2 separate regions of the Homo sapiens genome follow, and region 1 is linked to region 2. Evidence: read pairs that join two places in POLR2A ChIA-PET (ENCODE). Cell type or tissue: HCT116. All regions are shown on one strand. Each heading gives the region's core, and the rest is flanking DNA. Links, peaks and the distances in the headings are about the cores only.

Region 1 (2,960 bases), core at 182-2,681, 66 kb before region 2:
GTTCAGCAGCAATAGATATAAATTAAAAAAAAAAAAAGGATGCGATCGCTCACACCTGTAATCTCAGCACTTTGGGAGGCTAAGGCAGGTGGATCACCTGAAGTCAGGAGTTTGAGACCAGCCTGGCCAACATGGTGAAATCCTGTCTCTACTAAAATTACAAAAATTAGCTGGGCGTGGTGATACACAACTGTTAATTCCAGCTTCTCAGGAGGCTGAGGCAGGAGAATAGCTTGAACCCGGGAGGTGGAGGTTGCAGTGAACCAAGATCGCACCACTGCACTCCAGCCTGGGCAACAGAGCAAGACTCTGTCTCCAAAAAAAAAAAGGCCGGGCGCGGTGGCTCACGCTTGTAATCCCAGCACTTTGGGAGGCCGAGGCGGGCGGATCACGAGGTCAGGAGATCGAGACCATCCTGGCTAACACGGTGAAACCCCGTCTCTACTAAAAATACAAAAAAAATTAGCCGGGCGTGATGGTGGGCGCCTGTAGTCCCAGCTACTCGGGAGGCTGAGGCAGGAGAATGGCGTGAACCCGGGAGGTGGAGGTTGCAGTGAGCCGAGATTGCGCCACTGCACTCCCGCCTGGGCCACAGAGCGAGACTCCGTCTCAAAAAAAAAAAAAAAAAAAAATTCTGAAAGGCAAAGAGAACCACCCACTGCAGCACCTGACTATGAGCTGAGGTGAATGGCAGCTGCCAGTGGAGCTCCAACAGGAGCAGAAGGCCCCAGGCTCTGCACATCTGTCACACACACCTGCTTCCCAGCCTCATGCTCATCAAAGTGGAAAACAGGTCTGTCACCTTCTGGCTCCGCCCCAGGTTCCCGGTGCTTGGTATAATCATTATTTGTTGTTTGGAACAAACTGCCCAGTGAATGCCCACCCCATCGGGAGGTGCTGGGGGGTGGGGGTGCAAGGCCACTGCAAGGATCTGGATGTCAGCCTGGTCCAAAGCCCAGAGGTGAGTTAAAAGGGTGTGTGAATCGAGTTTCTGTGAATGCAAATATTTCTGGGAAAAAAAATCCATGGCTTCTCTCAGGCCCCCAAAGAGTCATGACCCCAAAATGGCACGAAGAGATAAACTTGCTCTGTGTGCCCAGCAGCCAGATCCAGCACCCTGACCCACACCACCTGCAACGCGCTGGCTGACTGCCCGCACACACGTAGCCGCCGTCTGGCTGCACACACCTAGCCGCTGGCTGGGTCACGGGCTTACCAAGAGGCAACTACATCTGATCCCAAGCCTGTTCATACAAGTTGTACCTGTTGTTCTATGTAATTAATATTAAATTAATAAAACAGGAGTAAGAACCGACTCTGACCCACAGCCATCTATGTGGAGCTCAGAGTATTACTATGTTTTCCAAAATCAATACCTTTGGAATTTTTGCTCCTAAGTCCTGATACTGCTTGGGATTCTTCAGGAAATTCACAAATTCCATAATTTCCAATTTGATTCTTCGCACCCAGCTACGTCTGCAAATAACACATCGATGTTGCTTTTTAAGATCTTGGCTGCTGTCTCACCAACACCGAAGAGGCCCCCTCCTCGTCTACTGCGCCTGGATCCCATAAGGCCCCTCCTGGCAGCATAGACGAGAATGCCAACCAGGAGAAGGGTGGGCACCAGACTTCACAAGAAAGAGCTGGAAAATCCAAGAGAACTACTTGTCACACTCAGGAGGTCAGAAATAGCACCTTCATGCCAGGCACGGTGAGTCACGTCTGTAATCCCAGCACTTTGGGAAGCCACGGTGAGAGGATCTCTTGAGCCCAGAAGTTCAAGACCAGCCTGGGCAACGTGGCAAGACTCCGTCTCTAAAAAAATTTATAAAAATGACCGGGTGTGGCGGCTCACACCTGTAATCCCAGCACTATGGGAGGCCAAGGCAGGTGGATCACCTGAGGTAAGGAGTTCGAGACCAGCCTAAACAACCTGGTGAAACCCTGTCTCTAGTAAAAATACAAAAATTAGTTGGGCATGGTGGCGTGTGCCTGTAGTTCCAGCTCCTCAGGAGGCTGAGGTAAGAGGATTGCTTGTGCCTGGGAGTTCAAGTCTGCAGTGAGCCATGACTACACAACTACACTCCAGCCTGGATGACAAAGCAAAACTCTGTCTCTTAGAGGAGACCGCTCTAGGACTTTGTGTTGCTACACAAAAGGTAGCAGGGTTTTTTCCTTTTTTTGAGAGAGGGTCTCACTGTCACCCAGGCTGGTGGGCAGTGGCATGATCACAGTAACCTTGAACTCCCAGGCTCAAGAGATTCTCCTGCCTCAACCTCCTGAGTAGCTAGAACCACAGGCATGCATGCCACCACAACAGATAATTTTTTAACTTTTTATAGATACGCAGTCTCACTATGTTGCCCAGCTGGTCTCGAACTCCTAGTCTCAGGTGATCCTCCCTCCTCAGCCTCCCAAAGCACTGGGATTACCTCTGTGAGCCATCACGCCCGGCCCTCGGCCTCTTTTTTTTTTTTTTTTTGAGAAGGAGTCTCACTCTGTCGCCCAGGCTGGAGTGCAGTGGCGAGATCTCGGCTCGCTGCAAGCTCCGCCTCCCAGGTTCACACCATTCTCCTGCCTCAGCCTCCCGAGTAGCTGGGACTACAGGCGCCCGCCACCACGCCCGGCTAATTTTTTGTATTTTTAGTAGAGACGGGGTTTCACCATGTTAGCCAGGATGGTGTCGGTCTCCTGACCTCATGATCCGCCCGCCTTGGCCTCCCAAAGTGCTGGGATTACAGGCGTGAGCCACCGCACCCGGCCTCTTTCTTTTAAATGTGTCAAAGTCCATCAAGCACGAGGCCTCTCCAATTCTGAAGGCTCTAGTCACAGGCATTTCTATCTCCCTGATGGAACCTGTGGCTGGCTTGGTGGGGCAGGGAGAGTGACCACCCACCACCTCCTCCACCTCCTCCACCTCCTCCACCTCCTCCACCTCCTCCACCTCCTCCACCTGG
Region 2 (2,834 bases), core at 63-2,562:
CGGGGGACGTTCGGCTACTCCAGTGGGGGGTTCGGGCCGAGGAAATCACGGCTGTGAGGAGAACCCCCCACCCCACCCAAACCTGCCTACCCCACCCGTCTCACTCAAGGCTATGCCGCGGCCCCAAAAAAGAGGGCCACGCCCAGACAGGGCTCCCAGCTGCACCTGCGGAGGCCCGGTGGAGGGGGTGCAGGTGTGGAGGGGGCGCAGGTGTGGAGGGGGCTGAGGCTTCGCGACTGACGTGAGCTGCGCCTCGACAGCCCGAGGTCACCTGGGCAGGGGCAGAGAGGTGCAGGCGAGAGTCCCAGGGCGGGGGCCCCGCGTCCCGGCCGCCCGGCGCGGCGCTGGGCGCATCCCTTTGTTGCAGGTTCGCAGGGGCGGGGGCAGCTGGAGGTGCGGCCCGCGGGGCACGGCGCCTCCCTCCTCCCGCCCCGGGGCCCGGGACAGGCCGGGGCGCGCAGCCTCACCTTGGCCCCGATCTGGTTGCCGCACTGGCCGGCCTGGATGTGCACGATCTCCCTCATACTGGGCGCGTCTGGCGGGCGGCTGCGGACGGGCGCGGGCGGGCCGGGCTGGCTGCTGAGGGTCGGGGACCGCGGCCGCGCGCTCTTATAGCCGCGGCCCCGCCCTTCGCATCGGCTGATGTCACCGCGGGTGGCCAATCGGGAGGCGCCGCCGCAGAGCCCCGCCCGGCCCGCAGGCTCCGCACCGCGCGTCCCCGCCCGCCGCGCGCAATGCGGCGCCCCTCCCGCAGCCAAGGATCCCCCAGCGCTGGGCCGGGCGCGGTCTGAGGGCCCCGCGCATTCGAAAGGAGGGGCTGTCTCCCAGAGGAGCTGGCTGTGGGGGCGCCGGGCTCCAGGGAGGACAATGGCCCCTCTTGGCCCTGGGAACCCCGCCCCCAGCTACCCTCTCGGTTCCGCCCTTGCGACAGCCCCACCCTGCGGCTTTGTACGGAGGGTCTTTTTTCCCCACGCCGGTTTAGAGACCAACCCGCACCATCCCAGCTCCCTGTCTTTTGGCAGACAAGGTGCTCTGAGCTTTTGCCGGTTTTGGGTGGGGGAGGTAGGTAAAGGCTGGCCCAGGCCCTGAACCCACTGAGAAGAAACAAAGCGTCGGATCAGAGCTCGGAAGGGCGCGAACACAGAGGGGTGGCGGCGGCCGAGAGCGAGCTCCGTGGGTCGCCGGCTTCCGCAGTGGGCGGGGAGGGGGTGGGCACCCGACCTCCTCCACCAAGGGGCTGCCATGAGCGTCCAAAGGAGCTTTGTGGGCCCGGGCGCGCACAGCACCTGGACGTGCCACTGCCCGGTGCGCATCCGTGTCAGGAATTGTCACAAGGACGCACAAGCCAGGCAAGAACCCGGCCAGGGTGGGGGAGGGTGGGCAGCGGCTTCTATCTGACTCACTCTCTGAGGTCGGAGACTGCGTGCAGGGGGGCCTCGGGGGAGCGACTGGAGATGCGTTTACTGGTCAGAGAAGGAAGGGAGCAAAGGACTCGCCGGCACGGCACTGACCTCCTCCTGGGCCAGATATTACAGTGCCACCACCTTAGAACAAGGGCCTTCTGATACTTCAGTAACAAAAATCCTTCAGGAAGGGTCTGACAGTGCACGATGTACAGACGAACCCCACCCGGCCCCCAAATCAGCATTCACTTCACAAAATGAGCAGCTGCGAACTTGCCTGTGGACGCCTGTGTCCGGTCTGTGTGCACAGGGCTGTGTGTGGGTGGCGTGGACCTGTACCTGTCTCTCTCTTTTCTCTCAAGAAGCTCTCCAGTTTGGAAAGTCGAGAAATGGATCTTTTGTTCTCAAGAGATGCCCCTCCCTGCCCCACAGTGTGCTCGTGTGGCTGCTGCTGGGGTCTAGCTGCCTGGGGTTCCTCCCTGTCCCTGTTCAAGGGAGTCCGGGGTGAGTGTCTGAGGTGCCTCCCTGTCTCCACGAGGGAAGAAGTTTTGCAGCCTCAGGGCAGCCAGCTCCTGCTCCATCCTCAGAGGGGTCTGGTGCCGGGCTTAAGGCTGACTCACCGTCCGGTCTCCCAGCAGAGGCGGGCCCTGCCAGGAAGCAGCTCCCAGTTCTGAGGCCGGCAGTCAGGGGTGGGGCTGGCCAGGGGGCTGCTGACTGAGCCTGCGTAGGAGTCGGCTGATGGCCCTGCAGCCTCCATTGAGCCTGTCCCAGGAAGGGGGCTGACTGAGTGCTCAGTCTCTGCAGAGGAAATGGAGGTGGTCTCTTCAGCGAGACGCCCAGGTTTCAGCAGAGGGATGGCCCAGGGGCGCCACTGCTCCCCAGCACCAGGCAGCATAGTTCATCCCCAGGTACTCACTCCCAGGGACTTCTCCGCCGGCTGGGCCTCTGCCTCACTGCCATCTTCAGAAGCCTCACATCAAGCATTTCCCAGGACTGGCTGAACACAGACCCTCCACCCCCGACCCCTTCCCCACCTGCCTACTCCCAGAATGGCAGTGCTGGGCAGACAGCAGACCCAGCCCCCAGCCCACCTGCACTGAGCCCCCTTCCAGGCATCTCAGAGTGGACAGGGATGGTCCCATTCACGGCTCATCATGGCTGGAGGGACTCAGGGCCAGGGCCAGCAAAGGGATGTGTCCCGGCTGAGGTCACATGTGGTCACAGGGAAGGCTGGGAACCCGCCTCTTCTGCAGCTAGGACAGCGTCAAGAGTGGAGGGGACTGGGGCCCTGCTGCACCTGCTCGTCCTTCCTCTAGGCTGGGGTTTGTCAGCACGGAGAGAAAACCGAGAAGCAGGGTCAGCGCAAGCCTGGTTGGGACCTCCACACTCCCCAGGCATTTGGGGCCTCTGGGGCTGTGGCTTCCTCACCTG

The links. Peaks named below come from ENCODE experiments on the same cell type or tissue, not always from the same donor. Only the 100,000 strongest peaks of a DNase experiment are listed, where the experiment ranks them.
Region 1: POLR2A ChIA-PET joins it to region 2 with 5 read pairs; 18 of 35 experiments call an interaction of 5 or more read pairs at or near these places.

The regions. Positions count from the first base shown.
Region 1 is chr16:89,987,368-89,990,327 of GRCh38, reverse strand. It overlaps the pseudogene AFG3L1P. Among named protein-coding and RNA genes, the nearest start is that of DBNDD1, 31 kb to the left of the region's middle. RefSeq lists a silencer at 1,778-1,952. In HCT116, for the core only: no CTCF peak of the experiment used is centred there; no DNase peak of the experiment used is centred there.
Region 2 is chr16:89,921,092-89,923,925 of GRCh38, reverse strand. It overlaps TUBB3 (tubulin beta 3 class III), which reads right to left and starts at 584. Exons shown (of 4, transcript NM_006086.4): 1 at 468-584. The coding sequence starts at 524. RefSeq lists silencers at 328-577, 658-807, 828-917 and enhancers at 771-1,065, 988-1,871, 2,758-2,834. In HCT116, for the core only: a CTCF peak has its summit at 973; DNase peaks (open chromatin) are centred at 625, 1,065, 1,395 and 2,045; H3K4me3 peaks cover 2,500 bases; H3K27ac peaks cover 2,500 bases.